3 separate regions of the Homo sapiens genome follow, and all the other regions are linked to region 1. A link is a contact called in ENCODE Hi-C or POLR2A ChIA-PET data. All regions are on one chromosome and are shown on one strand. Each heading gives the region's core, a stretch centred on a gene start or an enhancer-like site at or near the end of the contact. The rest is flanking DNA. Distances are from core to core; before and after follow the strand shown. Region 1 overlaps AZI2 (5-azacytidine induced 2). Region 2 has its middle 25 kb from the start of LINC01967. Region 3 holds the start of LINC01967 (long intergenic non-protein coding RNA 1967).

What was found. A loop is a pair of places that touch in the nucleus more often than their neighbours do. ChIA-PET counts read pairs that join two places held with the same protein, here RNA polymerase II (POLR2A). Pooled maps may share reads with other maps.
Region 2: a loop to region 1 is called in a pooled map, with 11 times the contacts of the local background. The contact joins two enhancer-like sites. A Hi-C loop is called at or near these places in 1 of 37 single-sample maps with no recorded cell type and 11 of 50 pooled maps. POLR2A ChIA-PET finds 5 or more read pairs at or near these places in 4 of 52 experiments (OCI-LY7, T-cell, WTC11 and 1 more).
Region 3: a loop to region 1 is called in a map with no recorded cell type, with 2.3 times the contacts of the local background. The contact joins the promoter of LINC01967 here to the enhancer-like site in region 1. A Hi-C loop is called at or near these places in 3 of 37 single-sample maps with no recorded cell type and 5 of 50 pooled maps. POLR2A ChIA-PET finds 5 or more read pairs at or near these places in 2 of 52 experiments (GM12878 and WTC11).

What each region holds. Positions count from the first base shown.
Region 1 is chr3:28,324,991-28,327,876 of GRCh38, forward strand. It overlaps AZI2 (5-azacytidine induced 2), which reads right to left. Exons shown (of 8, transcript NM_022461.5): 7 at 1,842-1,960. It overlaps CMC1 (C-X9-C motif containing 1), which reads left to right. Exons shown (of 4, transcript NM_182523.2): 4 at 1-152. Among named protein-coding and RNA genes, the nearest start is that of ZCWPW2, 22 kb to the right of the region's middle. Within about 2 kb of position 1,626, at least 3 of the 41 ENCODE cell types and tissues checked have a DNase peak (open chromatin) inside an H3K27ac peak, as active enhancers do; they include GM12878, where a contact is called at or near this core.
Region 2 is chr3:28,052,499-28,055,244 of GRCh38, forward strand. No RefSeq gene overlaps it. Among named protein-coding and RNA genes, the nearest start is that of LINC01967, 25 kb to the left of the region's middle. Within about 2 kb of position 1,458, at least 2 of the 41 ENCODE cell types and tissues checked have a DNase peak (open chromatin) inside an H3K27ac peak, as active enhancers do.
Region 3 is chr3:28,027,244-28,030,075 of GRCh38, forward strand. It overlaps LINC01967 (long intergenic non-protein coding RNA 1967), which reads right to left and starts at 1,361. Exons shown (of 3, transcript XR_001740553.2): 1 at 1,266-1,361.

The DNA of each region.
Region 1 (2,886 bases), core at 376-2,875:
TGGTGAGACCCAAATGAAGTTTTTATATATCAAAGGCTTTTATGGATAAAGCAGTTTAAATAAAATTTGTGAAATCTTGTTTCTTGTAAAACACAGCAAATGTTAATGCTACTGTGGTCACAATGTAGGTAAAGTAAAAAAAAAAAAAAAAACAGCCAAAAAAAAAAAGTTTTGTACAAATGCAATGGCCTAGAAAAAGACTACTTAAAAGCTATTATTTCACCACAGCCAGCACATTGGTAATACAGGTTTCTCCACTCCCTCCAGCTCAGCCTACCAGTGTGGAAAGGTAAGTTTATCCTTAGCTCAAGAAGGATGGCCAAGTGTAACTAAGGCTTGACTTCATGTAATTTTAGAAGAAACAGATTGAACGACATTATAAAATAAGTTCATTGTTTTTCCTGGGAGGGTGGATATGGATGGAGGAGAACTGGAAGTGTAGTGTTTGGCTTTGGAAAAAAGGTGATACAAAGGTCAGGAGAAAGGTGGTTCTAGTCTCATCTCTGTACTCCTCAAAGCAATGAGTTCTGTGTAAGGAGTGGTGACCTTGAGCCTACCACTGTCATAGGAAAAGTGCTAGAAAACTTATGTTCCAAAGCACCGAAAAATATTAATCAGCTAGGAAGGAACACAAGGATGAGCCATGTCCAAGTATGAAAAGAGCATTGCTCCTTTATTATTCTTTGGTAGTTCTATTTATCATGTAAACAAAGCTACATTGAAAACTCAATGCAGAATTACTCTGTGAGTCCCTTTATAGAGAGATCTTATTTGTACATTCAACCTTTGGTCTCATATATAACTCTGACCACTGGAAAACTCAAGGACAAAGTGAACCAAAAATTAAGCTGGACTTGCTAAAACACCATACTATTTTCCCTGATTTATATGTAACCAACTCTCTAAAAATGAAAAGGAGTTCTACATTCAATTTTCCTTCCCAAAATTTAACATTTTTCCTCACTAATAAACACTCCTGAGGAGAACTATTTATGACACAATCCTCTTGTGTCCTCTTTAAGACAATGTGAAATATAAATAAGTAATTTTAAACTAGATGGTGATAATCTTTTATAAAAAGTCCTATCTCATTTTTAAAAAGTAAATTTTAGGGCATTCAAATTTGTATCACACAACTTTTCAGAAATATACCTGTTATGTAATACTAGGTACAAATGTACTGATTTTTCTCCAAGGTATAAAAATAGCTTTGGCGAAAGTAGCTACTACTAGTTAACACAAAACTCAAGAAGTTAAATCAGTCAAGCAGTTAAATATGAAAGGCAAAGCAATGAAAATTTTTGTTTGGTTGAAGGGCATAAGGGGAGAACACCTAGTCTTCGTTGTAATCAGCTATATCCTTTATGGAAAGAAAAGCTTATAAGAAATGCAAAAACCCAAATAATGAATCAAAGTTTGTTTTCTTTTTCAAAACAACCTAAAAAGCTAGGTGTTTGGTGTATTCTGTAGCACTGGAATGAAAATTTGCTTTTGGTGTCTTTTTTTTTTTTTTTTCAAATATATGAAGTAGCTGTGGTAAAAGGTCAACTAGAGCAAACTTAACACCTCAGTCTTATACACATAAGCAACACTTGGCTGAGAAAAGCCACAAGGGGAAAAGAATACAGTACTGAAGAAAAAACACATCAGCAACACCTTTATGTGTGAAGTTGACCAGTATGAGACTGAAGCCAAAGCAGAGAATGGGTAGGCTGCGAATGTACTATATATACTTTGGCTTATCAATCTCTCATTTGATGAGATTTTGATAAGATATGACAGCTAGTTGCTCTTCAGGCAGTTTGGCTGGAATCAGTGGTTTCCGGTAAACAGTGACTTGCCTTTCTTGATTGCAGTTGAGGTTTTCAGTTTTCTTAGTAGTTCAGCTTGTACTTGAGTCACCAGATGTAAATTAGACATTTCTCTCTTCAGTTCCCAGTATGCATGCTGCATATTATCACTGAAATAAATTTTTTTACAAAAAGTTAATACTCATCATTCTTTTTTAGACAAAAGGGAATAACTTTAGAAATATGCAGATCAAGTTTCTGCTCCAATTAGTTTTGAGATGATGTAAACTGAAAAAAACAATTGAAAGATATTTAACTAGGGCATTAATAAGTGAAAAGATCTTGAAAGAATAACACTGTCCATCTGATATGTAGCAATTAACTATTATATTAAACGGTATAATAAAAATAAAATTATAACTGATAAGAGCTTCTTGCAGAGTCTCAGAACTGAGATTTCATTTTAGGCTGTAATGTGCAGCTATTAATTAGTAAGTAGTAAGAAATACATTCTTTATTTGCAAATCTGATTAAGAGTAAAGTTACATTCATTCAAATATGGATCAATTTGTATTTATCTTTTGATTGTTTTGACACTGTGAATTGAAATGATATATCAACTGCTGAATATATATCCAAGTCTACATTAAAATAAAATTTAGGTTTCATGCATTACATTCTTTATGTTTGACTGGGCTGTCTCATAATGTTGGTTCTAAACCAATGTGACATGACAGCACAAGACATGAAGAGCCAGATGATTTCCTGGTAAGGAAAAAGAAGCTAGAGAGGGAAGATTATATGAAACAGAAATAGAAACTTCAAAAATGCCTCTCCTGTTTTTATAATTAAAAGTATTTTACCTCAATTATCTAAGAAATTATAATTAGTGATTTTAAATCTAATTTTTATAGATTTTGTTTTCCATTAAACATTCATATTCAGACATTCATGATTTTCTTTTTTTGCTGCTTAATTGCCAACTAAATGAAATTAAAATCTTCAGCACATATTCTCATTTTGTTGTACAGGAATATCACAAAATATTAAATGTAAGACTAAATCTTATAACATTAAAAAAAAATTATTACCCCTT
Region 2 (2,746 bases), core at 208-2,707, 270 kb before region 1:
GACAAAGGAGCTCATTTAATTCTCTCATTCACAATACCTACTGTTTCATATAATACAGTTTGGGAATTTCTGTCAACCTCATAATTTCTTTTTCTAATAACAGGAAAGACTACTTCCAGTTCTAAAAATCCAACACTATATTTCATCCCCTGGTCAGAATCCCACCACCAGCTCCTAGCTGATTTGCTGACCAGGTGTAAGTGGCACAACTGGATTCCAACCTCTCCTGCCTGAGTTTACCACTGTCTCATCTCTTCAGGTGCTAGAGATGCGTCTTTTATAGAGAGTAGATTTTTGAAATTGGATTCATCACAGTTATATTTTATGATTACTTCACACATATGATAACACCAAAAAGAATGTGCTCTCACATCACCCCAAGTTAATTCATAGCCCAGGGGTATATAATGTTATCTCCCCTACCAGATAGTCAGCATGTACCCTTCTGCTCCCTCTTAACAAACTAAGTCTTTAAATCTGTTTCTTAGTGAGTAGCCATAACACATCATAAAGGATCCCGGATATTTAATGAGATAAAAATAGATATGACTATACTTTTCTTTCAAGCCATAGCTAGTCTTCTTGTTCATAAAATAAAGCCTCATTTAGTGGCTGGTGCCTGTAATCTTAGCACTTTGGGATGCCGAGGTGGGCGGATTGCTTGAGCTCAGGAGTCCAAGACCAGCCTGAGCAACATAGCAAGACCTCATCACTATTTAAAATAACAACAACAACAACAACAAAACCTTTATTTAAAAGGAAAATAGTTTCTCTTTACAACTATATATCTATCTGATAACTTTTGATTTCTGAAAACAAGAAAATATAGTGATATACTGCCCTTTTGATTGCTATTTGAACATTATTTCAGTTTTCTTCAAAAGTAAGAATAGCTGGGTGCGGTGGCTCATGTCTGTAATCCCAGCACTTTAGGAGGCCGAGGCGGGTGGATCACGAGGTCAGGAGTTCGAGGCCAGCTTAACCAACATGGTGAAACCCCCGTCTCTACTAAAAATACAAAAATTACCCAGGTATGGTAGCACCTGCCTGTAATCCCAGCTACTCAGGAGGCTGAGGTAGGAGAATCGATTGAACCCAGGAGCAGAAGTTGCAGTGAGTCGAGGTCGTGCCACTGCACTCCAGCCCGGGTGACAGAGCGAGACTTTGTCTCAAAAAAAAAAAAAAAAAAAGTAAGAATAAATTCAATTTGGAGAAGCATTTATTTTGATTAAGTCAAAAAATTCTGTACATATCTTATTCTGTGTGTGTGTTAAGTGTGGGTTCTTAGCATTTGGAAGAAAACAAAGATTGCTGAGGGTAGGAGGAGGTGTCTCCTGTTTTCACAGAGATTTCAATGCTTGAGTCATCCTTGTCATTTTCAAACTCAACTGCTTAAAACTGAGTCACAGGGGTGGGGTGAAGTGGGGATTAAACTGAGTTTTGAAATAAATCTAACAACTGCAATAGGTAGTCACCCACAACAGTCACCCAAGGAGGCCACCTCACACATTGCTCCCTCATATACATTTTCTGGTTCTTTTCCATCACTCCCTGGAAAGAATGTGTTAGGCTGTGTTCACTTCCCAAACATGCCCTCTCCTCTTGGAAATGACGTGGTTACTAGCAAAACAACTCTAAATATTTGGACTTTTATAGCTTACCACCAATATATCCTGAGGTTTTCCATATGGAACAATAGTTAACTTATTAAAACCGTTGGAATAAAAATCAACCATTTTTTATTCTTATATCTCTGCATTATTGTGAGGAATAAATGAGTTGGTATTTGTAGGATAATTTGAGTAGGGCTTAACACAGAGTGTGTGTACTTAGTAAATGTAAATAATAAATGTCAGCTATTACTACTACTATCACTACTTCTACTATTACCATTGCTATCAGTGCCTCATTCAATCTCAGAGTGTTTCCTTGAAAATTAGACCTGTGAAGTGTGTTTTAGAACCCTGCTTCTCAAAGTGTAGTTCACACGGTCTGCAGACCAGCAGTGGCAGTATTACCAGGTAGCTTGTCAGAAACACAGAATCTTTAGTTCCTTCCCAGATCTACAGAACCAGAACTTGTGTTTTAACAAGATCCATAGATTGTTCATATATACATTAATATTTGAAAAGCACTCAGACAGCAGAATATTCTGGCTAATGGGATATACAGATTATCAATTCTCAAAGACTTCAAACAAGAATACAGCAAAAGAAACTTACTCTTCTAAATTCTGAGGGACAAACCTGAGACACCAGAGGTCTGCTTAAATGCCCTGTATTCTCAGGACACTCGTTGCTAAGAAGGGAGAACTGAAAGAATGAAGGCATGGTTATCACTAGTGCTTATTGACTATCGGACAGTTCATCTTGTATATTTCTTTGGCACCTCAAATATAATATGTCCAAAATCAAACTCCTGGACTCTGTATTAGGTTGGATTTTCCAGACACACATGCTGAAATAAAGATTCCTGTGACAGTGATTTATTAGAAATGTTTCCAGAAAAATCTAGTAAGGAAGAGGAGAAGTGGAACTGGAAGAGAAAGAAGCTAAGTAAGGAAGAAATGTCCAGTGAAAGCCTGTGGGGAAGGAGAAGTAATTGTGATTCAGTCACTCAGGGGACTCTGGAGATAGTGTAAGTCCTAGCAACACAAAGTGTGGTCTGTACACCGGCAGGTCGACATCACTAGAAAACATGCTAGATGTGCAAAATCTCAGACCCCACACTAGTTCTACCAAATTGA
Region 3 (2,832 bases), core at 111-2,610, 300 kb before region 1:
TATATGTGGTGTGAGATAAGGGTCCATTTTCATTTTTCTGTTGTGGACATTCAGTTTTCCCAATACCATTAATCAAAACTGCTACCCTTTCCTCATTTTGTGTTCTTGGCATGCTTGTTGAAGATCAGTTCAACGTGGGGTATGTAGATTTATTTTGGGGCTCTCTATTCTGTCTTTATGTCTATACATCTACTACTTAAAAAGGAAGCCAGGAAAGCAATCCTATTTATAATGGCTAAAAAAGGAACAAAATACTTTACCATTTATTATAAGTAAGTTCCTGAGGTATTTCTGATGAATCCGGCTCATCTTTTCTCTCCTGTCATAACTGCTGTCTTCATTCATGTTCCTGCACCTGATCCAATCATATGAGGTTTGTGTGTGTTTGAGTCAGGGTAGAAGAAGAGTCACGTGGTTTTCAAAAGTGCTGTGAATGAGCTGCTTCACTTAAAATGATAAATCTATAACATTAGATATAGAAGGCCTAGAACAAGCATGGGAGGAGAGGACCAGCCCAAGATAGAAAAGGGGACACAAAAGTGAGATTGAAGACAAATTTTCCTACTGCACATTCTTTCTTTTTCTTTTCTTTTCTCTTTTTTCTTTTCTTTTTTCCTCTTCTTTTCTCTTCTCTTCTCTTCTCCTTTCTTTCTTTCTTTCCTTCCTTCCTTCCTTCCTTCCTTCCTTCTTGTTTCACCCTTGTCACCCAGGCTAGAGTGCAATGGCATGGTCTTGGCTCACTGAAACCTCCACCTCTGGATTTCAAGTGATTCTCCCATCTCAGCCTCCCAAGTAGCTGAGACTACAGGCAAGCACCTTTGTGCCTGGCTATTTTTTTGTATTTTTAGTAGAGACGGGGTTTCACCATGTTGGCCAGGCTGGTCTGAAACACTTGGCATCAGGTGATCCGCCCACCTCAGCCTACCAAAGTGCTGGGATTACAGGCGTGAGCCACTGCGCCTAGCCCTACTTCAAATTCTTTAATAGCTTTGTATTGGAACCTTATCTCCATTCTATCTTCCTGGGGCCCAACTTGCTTAATGGAAAACCAAATCAGGAACAAATAGGACTGGGAGGAGTGGAAGTCACATCTTTTGTGAGCAGGAACAGATTTGAATGTGTGCATCCTAGCAAACATGGTGTCATTGTGATCTGTTGCTCTGTGCCATCCACATCTCTTCACTGTAATTAGCAGAAGAATCTAGAGTTTAACAGAAGCAGATCTCACTTTAGTGAGCCATGAAAACAATTTCAACTCTGCTTACCTTGGCTTCTTTGAATTTCAAGCAGAGGAGGTACCGCAGTCCATTTTAAGTGAGACCAGAATCTTCTTTCCTCTTGCTCATTCCTTTGTAAGCTCCTATAAAATAAAACCACCAGATTCCCAGAAGATAAAAATCCATTCTCTCCCTCCCCCTCACATAAGTGCATCCTCACGTATTCACAGGCTTCTGCAGATTTTAATAAGGTCCCCTGTGTGGATCTCTTCAAATACGGGCAAAATACTCAGAGTGAGAAAATGTCACATCTAATCAAGGGTGCTATAAATGCAGCACCCGTGGCAGGCGGACAGCTCACAAGTGGCTTGAACCAAATCACAGTCTTTCTCTGTTGGAAACCAAAATTGAAGAAACTCATTTTGGGTCTTCATTTTGGTTATTTCAATTAAATACTCAGGGTTTTTTTTAAAAGGAAAAGTATATTGGAATTGGGCAAACGGCATATCCTGCTAATGGTGACAGAACCTCAGAACTTTATTTCCTGGAGGAAAAAAAGTGTTTTAGAGACCAGTGAGTGCTCCCTTTAAACATAAACACCTAAACATAAAGGCACAACCACCCCTAGCTCCCCAATTCTTTCTGACGCTACATTTCTGCTTATATTACTGTAACTCAGTTGTCTTCACCCTGGAGTTCTTCAGTCCTATGGCTTTAAGTCAACATTCCATGTTTTGCAGATGTCCAGAGCTTCTCCCAGTATCTCTGAAAGGACTGGTTCAGGACAGTGGTTCTTAACCCAGGTGATTTTGCCCATAGAGGATATTTGTAAAAGTGTAAAACCTGTTTGATTGTTACAACTGGGGAGAAGAGTGGTGCTAGAGGTAGAGACCTGGGTTGCTGCTAAACATCCTATGATGTTCAGGATGGCACCTCACAACCAAGAATTATTGGGCCCCAGATGTTAATAGTGCCAAGGCTCAGAAACCTTGTCCTAGGGATTTGTATTTCTGTTTAGGCAATCTCCATCACAGCCATTGCAGGCTGCTTCTCTCTTATCATGAGGTTCTGTCTGCAGGCCTTGGCTTGGACCTGAGCCTCTGCTAGTTTCACTGACTGCAGCTCTGAGATTTTGTCCTGTCTCTGTGAGATGCTGCTGCCACTATGTTGATATCAGTAGAGTGTTGAGTTAGGAAACATTACAGTCCTCTTTATTAGACTTGCCCTTCATTCCCCTCTCACATAAAGGTCTCATAGCCTTTGACTGAAGTTTTGGGGTCAAAGAGGGAGAGAACTGCAGAGTTCAGTCAAGAGAACAAATTAATATATATTCATTCAATTGTCCTTTAATTTAATTTTTCTCCAAAGACATTTCCCTGCTAGGACTTTCACATGGTCTGTCTTTTCTCCTGAGAACCTGCCATGTAACTTACCTCTCCTTGCCCTCAATCTGCAGCTGTCAGTCCTGATCTTCCCAACCCTTGCATTCCCAAATCTTCCTCCTTTATTATGCTTTGATCTCTGTCTGCATAGTCCCCACCCAAACAGCTTTTGATCTATTTCTGCATTTGAAAAACCTCAGAATGGCGTTTGCTAAATCCAAAAGCCTCCAACT